2 separate regions of the Homo sapiens genome follow, and region 2 is linked to region 1. A link is a loop called in an ENCODE intact Hi-C map of the cell type or tissue named here. Cell type or tissue: PC-9. All regions are shown on one strand.

What was found. A loop is a pair of places that touch in the nucleus more often than their neighbours do. Peaks named below come from ENCODE experiments on the same cell type or tissue, not always from the same donor. Only the 100,000 strongest peaks of a DNase experiment are listed, where the experiment ranks them.
Region 2: it touches region 1 in a loop (13-fold over the local background); 2 of 110 quality-filtered maps call a loop at or near these places.

The regions. Positions count from the first base shown.
Region 1 is chr3:127,451,089-127,459,088 of GRCh38, reverse strand. No RefSeq gene overlaps it. Among named protein-coding and RNA genes, the nearest start is that of LINC02016, 64 kb to the right of the region's middle. RefSeq lists a silencer at 3,065-3,494 and an enhancer at 6,021-6,541. In PC-9, CTCF peaks have their summits at 3,145 and 3,351 (motif pointing right); no DNase peak of the experiment used is centred here; H3K4me3 peaks cover 423 bases; H3K27me3 peaks cover 6,047 bases.
Region 2 is chr3:127,039,574-127,047,573 of GRCh38, reverse strand. No RefSeq gene overlaps it. Among named protein-coding and RNA genes, the nearest start is that of PLXNA1, 60 kb to the right of the region's middle. RefSeq lists an enhancer at 2,777-3,420. In PC-9, no CTCF peak of the experiment used is centred here; a DNase peak (open chromatin) is centred at 4,053; H3K27ac peaks cover 1,120 bases.

The sequences.
Region 1 (8,000 bases):
GTGTGACTGACTGTGGGGCCCTGGGGGTGCTGCTCCGCCCAGGCAGCGGATTAGCCAGTCCTGAGGCTCCTGCTCCCCCCTGCCCTGTTGCCGCTCAGTCAAGCCGGCTAACATTCAAAGTCTGGGGAGTCTTGTCCAGGCCAGAATCAGAGTCTCAGAGAACAAAGAAACAAACCTGGAGACCCCTGCTCTAGCGGTGGCTGGCAGCCAAGGAGCTCTCCGTGGTCCTGAAAGAGGCCCGACCGACTTCCCTCTCCTCGCCCATCCTCTGTACTCGGAGAGATGGTTCCTAGCCTATCTGATGTACTGATATCCACCTTTTATTCAGTAGATGTAGGTTGAGCTCCTAACACAGGGCGTCATTGTCCCAGGGACTTGGGACCCTTCTTCCAAAGAGTGAAATAAAGCCTGTGCCTTCAAGGAGCACAGCCTAGTGTGGACGTCCAACCACCACAGTATGGCAGAAACTTTGTGATCAAGGAATGACTGCACTGTGGAGGCAACATCAGAACATCCAGCCCAGATACGGGGGGTCAGAGAAGGCTTCCCGGAGGAGGTGATATCTCAATTGATATCTAGTGGGGATTAGGATTTAGCCAAGTGAAGAGAGAAACTAAAGAGTTCCAGACAGAGGGAACAGTATGTCTAAAGGCACAAGTGAGGGTTTAGCACAGTGGTCAAGAGTGCAGGCTCTGGGGCCATTTTCCCTATTAACTAACCAGCTGTGCAACCTTAGGCAAATGACTTACCTTTCTGTGTTTTCGTTTTCCCATCTACAAAAATACTATACAATGCAGAATATTATACACGTTTATAGGGTTGTTGTGAGGATTAAATGCTTTCAATAAATGTCAAGTGCTCAGAACAGAGACTGGAATATAGCCAATATCAATGCAAGCTTGTTCTGACAGGTGCAGAGGCTCAGAGTTCAGAGCACAGTGGCTGGACCCTGGGCTATTTGGCAGTGCAGGGAGTTGGCAGGGTGGGGTTTGGGGGAGCAGTGAGGACTGAGCCTGCAGAGGTGAGTGGGGCTGGGGGAAGGAACTTGGAGTCTGTGTTGAAGTGGATCTCACTCTCAGGGCAACTGGAACCCTCAGATGGTTGGCTATGTGGAGACTGGGCTGGGTCTGTGTGTGTGTGTGTGTGTGCACGTGCATGTGTGTGTTGGGGGGTGTCTAGTGGCTGGCTGCCACCTGAGAGGAGCAGATGCTGGGATGGGGAGAAGGGGATAGTCGAGACCACTCCCCCATGTCTAGCTTTGGTAGGGGTGGGTGTTGGGGACACGGTTAGCTGCAGTCATCCATCTTTTAAGGGCGGTCTTTATTTCTCAGATCCTTTTTTTATTGGTTCCCCTTCCCCCACAATAGGTTTCCGTGAAGAAAACCCCTGTTAACAACCTAGCATGTATCCTGTATTTTCTTTTGTGTTAATAAAATCCTATAGAGGCCTATATACATATACATATATACACACAAACTCACAGATTTTTTTGCCCATTGTTTTATAAAAATGGGATCGTATGTTACATTCTTATCTCCAAATTGCTTTTCTCACCCAATAATACCTTATAGAAATCCCTTTAAGTCTATTGGTAGGCAGGTAATTAAATTTTTTATAAGTTGCATAATATTCCGCTGTGTGGCCGTCCCGCCGCCTGCCCTTCCCCACTCCCCCGTCATGTCCACCTCCCAGCTTACGCCTCGGCAGCTCGGCTTCCAGAGCCCGGAAACGGCGCGCTGCTTCGCACCTCCTCTCCGCGATGCAGCCCGTTCCCTCCGCTGCCTGACTCACACGGCTGCCTCCTACTCACTGGGGATCCATCTGCAGCTCCTTCTCCAGGGCAGCGGCCGGCAGGGCTGGCGGGAGCAGGGGGCGCAGAGAGGTCAGGGGCAGTTGAAGTGGGGCCTCGTGAGCCAGGCCGTGACGGGGCTGGGTCTTGATCCTGGATTGGGGGCCTCCCGGAAGGCTCGAAGCAGGGAGTGCTGTGTGTTAAGAAGCCCTGTAGCTGGCTGGAGACCTGGAACCTGTGCTGGTCGTCCTGTAAGGCAGGGGACCTGGGTCCCTCCGCTCCTCCCCAGGCTCCCCATCCACCCCCTCCCTCTTGGTCCCCGCTGTCTCCATTGGCTTCTCCTCCCCCGTGGTGAGCCAGGCTGTCCTGAGTGTCCAGGGGCAGACGGCCCCCGCCCACCCGCTTCCTGCGGCTCCCCCCAGGCCCTCCGGCTTCAGTCTCCACAGCTGAATCCTGCAGGAAGCCATACAGTGGGAATCTCCGGGCAGCTTCTGGTTCGCCCTCGGGTCTGAGTCACTCTCTGTGCTCTGTCTCCCCACCTCCCCACTTCCTCTCTGGCAGGCACCGATGCCTTCTGCACATTGTTCCCCGGGGAAGGGAACCACCCCTGCCTCACCTGGCGGCTTCCACTCCCGGTGGGGCCGTGGTGCCAGGGGCGGACAGTGCCATGGACAGGGTGGCTGCTTTGGTTCCCAGACTCCCTGAAGCCGCTTGTAGGGCCCTTCTAGAAAGGCCTGTCGTCGGCCCGCCCCTCCCCTGAGGTCAGAGGGCATGGGTCATCAGCAGCCCCGGGGGCTTGTCCACCAGATGCAGCAGGGTGGGGCGGAACAGGCCCTGTGTCTGTTCTAATTGCCCTGTTTCACTTCCGAGGCTACCTGGCTTTTACACCACAGGACGCTGAGTTTCTAATTACTATAGGGAAAGAGAAAAGGAGTTTTCTTTTTCAATAAGTGTATTTAAGTGGAGGAAGATCTGAAGGAAATGCCCACATGACTCTAGTGGGGCCGGGCGCCCAAAACCTGAAGGAGAGTCCGTGAAGAGGCTGGGAGGGTGCCCGCCGGCTGCTGGTGGGCCAAACCCACTTTTCTTCCCGCACTGTTTTGAAAAGCTATTGAATTGTGGGATTCCCAAGCAAACGTGAATTTTCTGGCTTCTTTTGAAAGGTCTGGACACTGGGCAAGGCTGAGAGGGGGAGCAGCGTGCCTCCCCGGCCTCCCTGCTGGGTTCACGGGGGAGAGGTTTGCAGCCCGCGGGCATCCGAGTCCTGCCCAGGCGACTGGGAGGGCCAGGCCAGAAGGGCGTCTCCTGGGGTGGGAGGCCCATGCCGGGCCGCCCCCGGGACTCACGCTGCTCCCAGGCCCTAGAGAGGGCGCCCAGCCCGAGCGCCTGGGACAGGCAGTCGCGCAGTGAGCACCTGTAGAGGCTGGGGTTTGGGCCGTGGCGCTGGCGCCGGCTCGCGGAGCTTCCCTCCCGCCCTCGCGGTCCCCTCTCGGGCTCGGTCCCTTCTCGGGCTCGGTCCCCTCTGCACAGCTAGGGGCCGCTCGGCTGCGGCGCGGCGCTCTGGGGGCGGCAGGGGGCGCTGGCGGCCCGCGGGAACCCTCTGCAGCTCAGGACAAAGGCTGCGGGTGCGGCGCCGAGCCTGCGCTATGCTGGGACCCGGCGATGCAGCCCCGACTGCAGCCCGCTCCAGCCCATCCCGACCGCCAGCGCCGTCGGTAGTCCTCTCCCCCAGCGCACACCTCCGCCTCTCCTCCGCATCCCTCCCCGGCCATCTGTTTTGCACTTCCCCTCTCCATCCCTGGGCCTCTCTGTCTTCTGTCTGCCTCTCTAACTCCAATAAGGGCTGACCCTGTCTCTGAGTGCCCCTTGGGTCCCTGGCATCTCTCTGTTTTTCCTGTTCCAACTGTTTTCTCCGGAGGTCAGTTTGCTCTTCCAGAGAGGAGGCCCTGAGACCACATTAGCAGTGATGGGACCAGCGGAGAAAAAGCACCCCGCCTCCTCCACCTTCGCCTGCCCTTTGGCCTCTGTTGCAGGCTGGGCGCCTCTGACTGCCCACAGATAGTCTTCATGTTAATGCCAGGTCTTACTGGGTTCTCCCTCTGGTCCCACCATGCCCCCTGGGTTGCCTGGGGAAAGGGGGGAGGTTGGGATCCTGGCCTGGGCTCCCTGTGGTTGCGGGCAAAGCTGGTGCTGAATGGGAATGGAAGGCATTCTGAGGCTCCGGGCTGGGCCACGGGACCTGGCCTGCCTCTGCTGTGGCCTGCCGTCCCTGCTTGCCTAAGATCTTCCCTTCCATGTTCCCAGTTCCCTACACAAATAATGAAAATGTAGGGCTCTATGACATTTTCCAACTCTGATCATCTAGACTCTAGTGACATGGATCTAAAATCCCACACTCCTGGTTATCTGACCTTCAAAGCAGGTGCTTTATCCAGTTCTTAAGACAGTACTACGGGGAAAGTGTCAGCACGCCTATTTTATAGATGAGGAAGACTGAGGCCCAGAGAGCCGAAGGAGCTGCTGCAGGGACACCAAGCCCTGTCTGACTCTCAGCCTGGACCTGCTCCCCTGAGCCAGGCTGCTGTGCAAATGGTCAGAGGGCTCCAGGCTTTAGCTGTCAGAGGTTTCTCCACCACTGGAACCTTAGAAGCACAGAGGAGCCACCCTCATATGCCATGTACTGCATGATTCCATAACTGAGAAGTCTTCCTTGTGGTTTGGATGATGTGTCGTGCCAGTTAGGAACACTGAAAAGCAGATGCCAAGATGACGGAGCAAGAAGTGCAAGGGATTTATGGCAGGAATCACCTGCAAGAAATCCAGAGGAGAAGGAGCAGGAGTGGGTGGGGATTGCCTGAGACCATACTGTGGGTTTGAGCCTTCTAAGAAGAGAGAATAAGGCAGGCAGATTGGGTAAGAAGAGTGTTAGCCTGCAGCACAGCTCTGAGAAAATCTCTCCGGCCCAGTGGGACTCCCTGATAGACTGTCCACAGAGGAGCCCCAAGCTGAGCAGGAATGCCCAGGCCCTGGTACTGCTGCCACACTGGGCTTTTGGCTAGCAGAGTGTGGCCTCAGCCTGGCTACTTGGCAGGTTTTGCAGGCACAGCAGCTGCAGGCTGTGGGCTGATTGGGTCCTCAGGGCAGCTCTCTTTGGAAGGCTGAGAAGTTGGGTGGTATGGCTCTGTGGCTGGGGGCACCCACTATTCCAGAAAGCACACAGTGCTTGGAGCCAGCCAGACTTGCCACTTTCCAGCTGGGTGATCTTGAGCAAGTCTCTGAGCCTTGATGGCCTTACCTATAAAGATGATCAGACAGTTGTCTAGAGGATCCTGTGGGTAAAGTGTCTGGCAGAAGCTTGGCAGTAGACACTTTTAAAAGGTGGCTGCTTTGAGATAATTTTTCTTTATCTGAGGAGTTGGTATATCCCCTGCCCTTCTACTCAGAGGGCTGATTAGACCCTAGGTATGACCCCATACTTTTGATTCCTCACTGGGACCATGGGACTAATACTAGTATCTTCTTCACTGGTTCATCTTCCTACCTGTTAGAGGCAATAACATTTTCCTATTGTGTTGTTGGACTGAAAATTGCATTCTTGCTATTTGCCCATTCATTCATTCACCGACTCTGGCCCAGCACATCACCCTGTTTTATCTTCTCCATCTTAAGCCATCTTGTTTATTGAAGTGTTAATTGTCCTTAAGCTCTGGGAAGACTTGGCTCTTGTCAAAACTGTTCACAGCTGTGTCTTCAGAGCCTAGCTGCAACACCTCTTTGTCGAATGAGTAAATATATTTACCAAGAGCCTACCTCTTCTCATGTAGGGGTAGCATGTGGCGCCTCACGTCTAGGTGCTCCTAGTTCAGTGGAAAGCTGGACATGGACTGGATTTTAAACACTATATTATCAGAGCTGGGGCAAAGAAGGCACGTGGGGTTTTGGCTGGGTTTGGAGAGGGCTAGGGGTGAGCACAGACTTTCATCTTTCAGAGCTATGCAGAGGGTTTCTCTAGGAGTTGCAGAGTAACAGATAGGCATGAATGAAGTGGCCAGCTGTGAGCCTCCAGGGACTGGTGGGTACCAGGATGCTCTGGGAGCTCAGGTCTTGTCCAAGAGGCCTTTAAATTACATTTTTATAGCAGCACATGCAAGCCCACAAACAAGACTGTGGCCAAACAAGGCTCTTGGGCCCCTGTTTTGCTCTTCCTGGCCTAACCCTCTGCTTCCTTTTTGGGGAAGAGGTGGGAGCAGTGTGTAGAGTGTGTGTGCCCTGGGCTGGTACACAGCACATATTCACTCATTAGACGCCCCTTCAACCAACTCTGAGTAATCCATAGTATTGATCATGTGGGCCAGATGCAGAATCAGTAATGCAGAGAGGTTCCACAGCTCCTCAAGGTGCTCAGTAAGGAAGAGGTCTAGCGGAGATCTGATCTGAGAACTGGCCGAGTTCAGAAGTGGTGCTTCGATCATTGCAGGGTAGTGCCCAAACATTTCCCTGTGGCGCTCCACCAAGTTGCCTTTCCCCACCGAGAGGCTGTGAGGGCACATCCAGCCAGGGCTGGAGCCTTCTGCAAGCTGCCTTGCCTGCTTCAGGCCCTCTTCCCAGCTCCGTCCTGGGACAAGTTTTGATTGTCGGCAAAGGCCTTTGGTGCCTGTGCCTCACAGCTGAGCCTCCACAGATGGTTGCTCAGGGAGGACTGTGCCTATATGTTCTGATTACCAAGGGACAGATCCCCAGCCTCAGAAGAGGGTCTCCCCAGGCCCCTTGTCCCAGGCAAGGCCCCCTGGCAGGCAACACTTGCAAACACAGCAGCCCTGCAGGGCGGGCAGCGGCCCAGATGGCCTGACATGCTGATATGTGCAAGGAATGCAGGGCTTTTGTCTTTTGTTCCCTGGTCAACCAGCTGCTGCCTGAAGGCCACATGGAGCCTGCGGGCATCAGCTGAGCCTTGGTTCCATTGCCTATGCCTGGGCTACCTTCAGCAAGTCATTTAACCTCTCTGGGTCCTGGTTTCTTCATCTGAGAAATGACAGAGGGGTTTGGATGAGCTTAGGGCTTTGACATCCAGATGCTATCCTTGGACTCATGTCAGTTTCATCAGTACTCGTGTGTGTGTGTGTGTGTGTGTGTGTGTGTGTATTCTTTTTGCACCAAATCAGAGTGAAATTAGCAACATTTGGCAATTAATGCATTTTTTTTCCCCAAGACTCAACTCTTAAACAAAGTTCTGAGTGTTTGACTTTCATTTTAAATAGGTGGCCGTCAGGGGGAATTACATGGCTCCTAAAGAAACACACAGACATTATAATTAAAGAGATGCCAATCTTGACAGGTAGTAGGAGAGGAGAGAGGATGTGACAATGAGAATGGAGAAGGGGAGAGGGGAGCTCAGAGCCGAGCTGGACGGGATAAGCCAGGGAAGTGTCTCCACTAGGGTGGCAAGCTTGGTTTCAGCATCAGCACCCAGACTGCCACTCTGCTCATAGTGACCACAGCAAGACCCAGAAGGGGCGCCATATGGTTTGCAAGGCACTTTCACAATCTCTGTTTCTTAGGATCCCATAACATTCTAGAAATGCAAGTTAATTAATCCCATTTCGCGGGTGAAAAAAGTAAGACCAATGGTCAGTTCCCTTATTTTGGCCACAAACCAATAATGCTACAAACTGATTCTCCCCTCTAATCCCAAGTTGAGCCCTGTCCCGGGCTGAGCCCCACCCCTGCCCCACCCTTAACTCAGACTGAGCCCCCCCGCCTCCCACCACTGAGCCCTGCCCACCACCCCAGGCTGAGAGGTGCACCCAACCCAGGCTAGACCAGTTAAGCAGCAGCCAAATCCATTCCACTGGATCTAAGATAGATGGTCTCTAAAAGTGTAGATGACCCAGAGAAGCCTCCTTTTTTTTTTTTTTTTTTTTTTTTTTTTTTTTTTGGCTAGGGTCAGGGCTCAAAGCTCAGGGTCCCTGGACAGTGAGGGAGGAGTGGGTGAGGAATGGCTGGGAGAACCCTGGCCTGCCAGGAGTCAACCCAGAAAGAGAGGTTGTGAACTCTGGCGTGGAAGAGCTGATGGGGCCACCCTTGAGTAGATTCCATATGTCCAGGCCAGGTGAAGTGGACTCCTTCCCAGTTGGTGGTCTTTCCTACACACACACACACACTCACACACACACACACACACACACACTCACACACACACACACACACACAC
Region 2 (8,000 bases), 410 kb after region 1:
CCTGCTGATTGGTAGAGCCGAGTGGCCTGTTTTGTTAGGGCGCTGATTGGTGCATTTACAATCCCTGAGCTAGATACAAAGGTTCTCCACGTCCCCATCAGATTAGTTAGATACAGAGTTTCGACACACAGGTTCTCCAAGGCCCCACCAGAGCAGCTAGATACAGTGTCAATTGGTGCATTCACAAACCTTGAGCTAAACACAGGGTGCTGATTGGTGTGTTTACAAACCTTGAGCTAGATACAGAGTGCCGATTGGTGTATTTACAATCCTTGAGCTAGACATAAAGGTTCTCCACGTCCTCACCAGAGCAGCTAGATACAGAGTGTCGATTGGTGCACTCACAAACCTTGAGCTAAACACAGGGTGCTGATTGGTGTATTTACAATCCCTGAGCTAGACATAAAGGTTCTCCAAGGCCCCACCAGACTCAGGAGCCCAGCTGGCTTCACCTAGTGGATCCCGCACCGGGGCTGCAGGTGGAGCTGCCTGCCAATCCCGTGCCGTGCGCTCGCATTCCTCAGCCCTTGGGTGGTCGATGGGACTAGGCACCGTGGAGCAGGGGGTGGTGCTCTTCGGGGAGGCTCGGGCTGCACAGGAGCCCATGGAGTGGGTGGGAGGCTCAGGCATGGCGGGCTGCAGGTCCCGAGCCCCGCCCCGCAGGAAGGCAGCTAAGGCGCGGCGAGAAATTGAGCACAGCGCCTGTGGGCTGGCACTGCTGGGGGACCCAGTACCCCCTCCGCAGCCACTGGCCCGGGTGCTAAGTCCCTCATTGCCCAGGGCCAGCAGGGCTGGCCGGCTGCTCCGAGTGCGGGGCCCGCCAAGCCCATGCCCACCCGGAACTCCAGCTGGCCCGCAAGCGTCGCACGCAGCCCCGGTTCCCACTCGCGCCTCTCTCTCCACACCTCCCTGCAAGCTGAGGGAGTGGGCTCCAGCCTTGGCCAGCCCAGAAAGGGGCTCCCACAGTGCAGTGGTGGGCTGAAGGGCTCCTCAAGTGCCGCCAAAGTGGGAGTCCAGGCAGAGGAGGTGCCAAGGGCAAGCGAGGGCTCTGAGGACTGCCAGCATGCTGTCACCTCTCACCAGCTACTCTGGAGGCTGAGGCAGGAGAATCCCTTGAACCCAGGAGGCGGAGGTTGCAGTAAGCTGAGATCATACCGTAACTGCACTCCAACCTGGGCAACAGAGCCAGACTCTGTCTCAAAAAATAATAATAATAATAATAAAGAAAAAAAAGAAAAAACAAAAAGGCAAAGCATTTCTTCTCTTCCTCGGTTCTAACCCCAAACTTGCATATGAGATCCATTATCTACTCAGAAAGCCAAGCCCCACTCTGCTTCACAGAAATCATTCTCTTTAGAAGCAGCTGACAACCCCCTCCCCACACAAAATTACAACGTATATTCTTTCATACCCAGAAAATGGGCCTAGCCCTGCCCTGTCCAATGGAAATACAACATGAACCAGGAGCTTAATTTTAAATTTTCTAGTGGCCATATTTTAGAAAGCAAAATAAATAGGTAAAATTAATACCATAGTTTATTTAATCCAATATCTCCAAAACATTATAATTTCAAAATGTGACCCATTTAAAATGTTTAATATTTTACATCTGATGTGTGTTTTGCACACACAGGACATCTCAATTCAGACGAAGCACATTTGAAGTGCTCAACAGCCACAGCAGAGAGCTGCCCTCTGTAAGTCCCAAGTGACAGACTGGCTTAGGCAAAGGGAGAAATGGGACTTGGCAAACGTAACTGAATGCCCCGACAGTTCTAGTCTTTAGACACCACGGATCCAGAAGTTTAAACTTTCTCTCTCTCTTTCCCTTCCCCTCTCTTCCTCTCTACCCACCCTCTCTCTCTGCCTCTGTCCTTTCCTCCCTCCCTCTCCCTCTCCTCCTTTCTCTCTCATTCTCTTTCCTTCCCTCTCCCTCTCTCTCTCTCTCCCCTTTCCCCTTCCCTCCCTCTTCCTCTCTCTCCCTCCTTCCCTCCCTCCTCCCTTTCTCTCCTTCCCTCCCTCCCTCTCTCCCTTTCTCTCCTTCCCTCCCTCCCTCTCTCCCTTTCTGTCCTTCCCTCCCTTTCCTTTCTCCTTCCCTTTCTCCCTCCCCATCGCTCTCTCCTCCTCTGCCTCTTTTTCTCCTTCTCTCTTCCCTTCGCTCCCTCCCTCTCTCCCCATCTCTCGGTTCTGAATTCCTCTGAATTATCTTCTCTCCTCGGCTCATGGAGTGGCCTCCAGCAGTTCTTGGTTTACCAACTCCCCCCTATGTAAAGGAGGAATCTCTTTTTCAGGGGAAGAAAATGTCCCTATGGAGTGGCATGCTGAGCCCTGACTGGAGGAAGGGATCTTCTGATTGGCCAATCGGGCCCCATGTGTCTGCTGGGGGTGTGACTTGCTCGCTGCTGGCAGGGCAGGAGGAGCAGTGTCCCCCACCCTCCACCTGCACCTGAGCCAGGACTCTCTAGGGCTGAGAATGTACACAGCTCTGCTCAGGCATTTTGTTAATGGAGCTTCTTAATTGTATGTAACTTACCTAATTTTGCTCCCAAGCTTCTGTCCTACTGGGAAGCAGGAACAACATTCCAAACTTTGAAAATAGCTTAATCTGGCCGGGCGCGGTGGCTCACGCCTGTAATCCCAGCACTTTGGGAGGCCGAGGCGGGCGGATCACGAGGTCAGGAGATCGAGACCATCCCGGCTAAAACGGTGAAACCCCGTCTCTACTAAAAATACAAAAAAATTAGCCGGGCGTAGTGGCGGGCGCCTGTAGTCCCAGCTACTTGGGAGGCTGAGGAAGGAGAATGGCGTGAACCCGGGAGGCGGAGCTTGCAGTGAGCCGAGATCCCGCCACTGCACTCCAGCCTGGGTGACAGAGCGAGACTCCGTCTCAAAAAAAAAAAAGAAAATAGCTTAATCTAGTGCTATTTAAATGATCTCTCTTGTTTTCATAGTCTCTTGTGGGAAAATGGTAAGTTCTGGTCTCTGTTAAACTTCCTATCAGGATCTTTCTCCCTTTTCTTCCTTCTTCCCAAGATGACACTGGGGGCTAATGCAAAGCTCCCAGGTCTTCTTGGCAGTAGGGAAGGGGAGGTCAGCTCTGTGGGCCTGCTGTGGGAGTGCCTTAGCACACTCAGGGCCACCATGTACAGCTGTGTGGGTTGTGCACTGCACAACTCCATGGGATGACATCAGCATAGACTAGAGTGTATTTGGTACTCCCTGGAGTTGTCTCTCCCCTCTGCTTCTCAGCCCTGAATGCCCCTGGCTTCTAGATGTGTGCTGGCTCTGCAGCCCCGCCCAGCAGCCTGCTCCTGACTCCAGGCCCTGCTGTACTGGCAGGCTTCTCAGCACTTCTCTACCCCTTGAGGAGCCATAGGCAATTTCTGGGTCACTAACCCCTCCACAGGAGACAAGGGGTGCTGTCTCTTAGGGGAGAAAGCAGGCCTCTCCTTCACACCCACCTTTCTCAGTCCCATCAGGAGAGCCGGGGCCTCCCTCACCATGACTCTTGACCCTGCCAGATGTAGAGGGTTAACTGAGTTTCTTCCCATCAAAGCTTTGCTTTTGACAGATGAGGCAGCAGAAGGGTTGGGCGACCCCCATTCCCTCTGTCGCAATGGCCTGTGGCCAGGAGGAATGAGGGCTTCTTTGTCCCAGGTGGCATCCACCCTCCAGGAAACATGGGTTTAGAGGGCACGAAATCATCACACAGTTCCACCCCACCCTGCAGGGGAGGGCACTGGCCATTATAATTGTTCCTTCATTTTACAGTGGAGAAACTGAGGCTGAGAAAGAGACAGAGACTTGCTCCGAATCACAGGAGGCACAGGCCGCAAGACAAGGATCCCTGGCCAGGCCTGCTCCTTCTGTTCTCATGGACTGATCATTTAAAAAGGAATTTGCGTCTTGAAAACTACTTTTTAAGGAATTTGTTTCACTAAGAGACAAGAGGACTTCTGGCTCTCTTTCTTGGACTTAAAACTGTTTTTGCACCCTCCCTCCAGCCTTTCAGGCTGGCAAATGCGCAAAGAATGACAGGAATGTCGCACACCTGCGGGTGCCAAGTTGTCTGAGAAACCAGGCCCAGAGGAGGTGAGCCCCACTCAGAGCCCCACTGGGAGGGGTGGAAGCCACTGGGCAGGCTCAGCCACGTGGAACAAAGGAGAAAAAGTGCCGGGGAGTGCATGGCAGGGGAAAGCGAATGCACAGGGCAGGCTGGGCCCAGCTCCGCTCACACCAGGCAGCGTCTGGGTGGTTGGTGAGAGCCTCAGGTAGGACCCCCCACCGCAGGCAGCATCTGGGGGAAGGAAAGCTGATCTGCAGAGGGAAATGCGTCAGGGTTCTCAGTAGCTGTAGATAGACAGACAGGTGATCGTTCTGAGTTGGCCTGTGGTTTCATGGAGGGTAAGTCCCGGGGCCTGCAGGGCGAGCGTGAGTGGAGCCAGGAGGCTGGCCGGCTTGGGACTCAGGAAGAGTCCATGTTTCAGTTCGAGTCTGACCCGTGTCTCAGCCCAAAAGCTGTCAGGCAGAAGAAATTCTCTTCCTCTGAGGAGGGTCAAGCTTTTGTTCTCTCCAGGCCCTCACCTGATGTAGGAGGCGCACCTGCCCTGGGGAGGGCGGTCTGGTTCACTCAGTCTCCACCCAAACGCTCATCGCATCCAGAAACGTCCTCAGAAGCACTAGGACAAGGCCTGGCCACGTATCTGGGCACCCGAGGCCCAGGCAAGTTGACACATCCAGTCACCAACACAGGGCACCCCAAAGGGATGGCGCAGCCGGAAGCCATACTCACCCAGGCCAGAGGGGCAGGGGGAGGAGGGGCTGTCACCGGCACAGGCCAGCACAAAGGAGGATGCCCACCCCAAGGGAGGGCCAGGGGAGCCGAGAACGGCTCCTCTCTCCCACCCAACCTCACTCCAGGCAGCCAGTGGAGGGGGCTGGGAAGTGGACTTTGCAAGGTCACATGTCCGCAGAGAGAGAAGGGTAGACCAGAGAAAGACCCCTGAGCCGGCAGGTAGAATGTAGCCCAGAGATCCACGCACCAAGAACAGAGCCCCACCAGGGTCTTCAGCATCTCACTAGCATCTCGCCATTGATCAGAGGAAAGCCTTTACGTGAGCAACAGCTTTTTGCTAGAATTTAAGATTATTTTTACCTCTATTGTAGTTATTTGTATAGACCTCTTCTATTAGGAATGGTTCTGTCCCATTCACGGTAACCACTTAGTGCCATCAAGTTTTCCATTTGAATAATTTCTTCCGGTCGAAAGAGGAGAGTGTTTTCAGAGAAAAAGTCCAGGTAGACGGAAGACCTGGGTGCATGGAGTGAGAGATACCAAGGCGAGGGCAGGCCAAGGCTGTGCCCCAAACTCCTGATCAGCCTGACTTCACCAGGGCCTCCTGGCAGGTGTGGCAGGGAGCACTGCCTGCTGGGAGATTGAACCTGCAACCCAGCAAACAGGGATGGAGCCACTTGTCAAACACCACCCAAGCCCGCTGTGTCCAAGTCTTCAGACACATGACCTGGCTCTGCAATTAAAACGGCTGGAAAACAGAAGGGGAGGGCGTGGGATCCAAAGAGGAGAGACAGAAAACCAAGCGTAACAGGGGGCCTTGTCCAAATCCAAGCAACCCCTCTGTGAAAATTCAGGTTGGAGATAGTTAAGGACATTGGAATATGCAAACATTCATTTTGTTAGTGTGATAATGACACAGTGGTTATGTAAGGAGAAAATGTCTATCCATTAGAAAAAATACAAACAGTCTCATAAACAAAGGAAAGAGGTATTTGTCAAAGCTGGGCTTCAGGAACGTTCACCTGGGAGCAATGAGTTGTAAGGTGGAAACTGGAACCTGAGATTCTGAGCAGAGGCACAGATTCGGAGAGAGTTGGGGACATCCCTGGGCAGGGGCACAGCCGACAGGACCCGTGCTGTCTGGGATTCTGAACGTCCTGAGCTCCTTCTCCGTCCTGGCCCTGCCTGGGGTGGAGGCCATGGTGCTGATCCTGGAGTAGCCCTGCTGCCTGTGACTGCAGCCCAGCGAGGGACAGGCCTGCCATAGACAGCATGTGGCAGGTCACCCAGGCGGGGCTGCTTGGTGGGGCAGGAGCTTCTGCAGGGTTGGGAGGGTTCCATATGGAGGTGGCTTTGCCAAGATGGGGAGCCCGTGATGGGGCATGGCAGGGAGATGAGAGGCTCTGCCCTGGACATTGTGAGCAGCAGCCAGAGATGCCAGCGTCCCTAGGGCAGTGAGCAAGGAGAGGCCGGGGCTGCAGGGAGTCTGGGGCGCCAGCATCGCTGCAGCTGATGATGCGTGTCTCCTGCTTGAGGACAGTCTGTGGCATTCGCGTCCACACAGTGAAACTCAAACTCTTTTTTAAAAACTTTATTATTAATTTTAAATGTGGGAAAACACACGTAACATAAAATATAACATCTTAACTATTTGTAAGTGCGCAGCTCAGCGGCACTAGGAGCATTCCCATTGCTCTGCAGCTATCACCACCATCCGTCTTAGAACGTTCATCTTCTCCACTGAAGCTCTGTCCCCATCCAACTCTTAACTCCCATCTCTCCTCCTGCAGCCTCTGGCGCCCACCATTCTATCTTCATCTCTATGACTGTGACTACCTAGGGACCTCTAGGGACCTCACAAAAGTGGAATCATACAGTATTTGCCTTTTTGTGCTTGGCTTGTTTCAAGTTCACCCATGTCGTCGCATGCGTGAGAATTTCCTTCCTTTCAAAGGCTGAATGGGATTCCATTGTTTGGATGCACCACTTTTTGTCCATTCACCTGTCGATGGATGCTTGGGGTGCCTCCACCTTCTGGCTCTGTGAATAGTGCTGCTGTGAACGTGGGTGTGGAAGTGTCTCTGAGGCACTGCTCTCCATTCTTTTGTGTGTTCACCCAGAGGCGGGGTTGCTGGGTCACATGGTGATTCTATACTTAACTTTTCAGGAGCTGCCACACCTCGTCCACAGGAACTGTATGATTTTCCTTCCCCACCAGCAGTGGGGAGACCCTCCCCTCCACCTGCGCACTTCTCCACAATCTGCAAAACCCTGCTGTTCAAATGGACTAATCCCTCCTCTGGCATGTGGCCTGGGCCTACCAATCAGAGTACCTCATCCTTTAGGCCAGAATGACTGGTTCAAATAGCAAATCAAGACATTGCCCCAAACATTGGCCAATGAAATCCCTACCTGGATGTGCGTGATGACCAAGGGTGTCCTGTTTTCACCAGGACTGCTCAGCTGGTAGACCTAGAGCCTCTGGTGGTCATCGCTGCCCCCCACTTAGGAAGAGCTGGCCTGAGAATGAAGCCCTTACAGAGGACAGAGAAGGAGGACAGACTTCTCATGACCTCCAGGAGCCCCTGGATCCAGCCATGCCTGAGGTAGATGCACCCTTGGACTTTTTGATTTCAAGAGCCTGCTAGTTCCCTTTCTTGCTTCAGCCAGCTTAAGTTTCTATCATTTCTAATGCAGGGGGGCACCCAGCAGGGAACATGTGCTCAGGTGCTTCTCAGGGTGGTTTTAGCCGGATGCAGCAACGATGGCTGGAACGCCCATCTCTCAAACAGACCCCACGCTGGGCAGAGTGCGTGAGTCTCCCAGCCATGGGGGCAGACTCAAGGGGCTGACGGCATCTACAAGGCGGCTACAGGGGAAATGCTCCTGAGAACATGCTTTCCTCAAAGTTCCCGAGGCCCCAGGGCATTGCTCACTGCCAGCTGCTCACGCCCCTCTGCTCTGTGTCCAGACTCTGGGTATCAGGCCCTGGTGTTGTCCTCAAGGAGTCTCCAGCATGGAGACCACTAGAGGAGTGCTGCAGCATGAAGTAGAGAGTCTGAGTTTGAATCCTGGTCCCACCATGGGTAACGGTGTGTCCTTGAGGGTAGTGACTTTACCTCTCTGCTCCCAGGTTCTCCCCTCTACAATGGGGCTGGTCCTGGTACTGACTTGCAGCCCGGCAGCCTTGTATGCTGCAGAAACC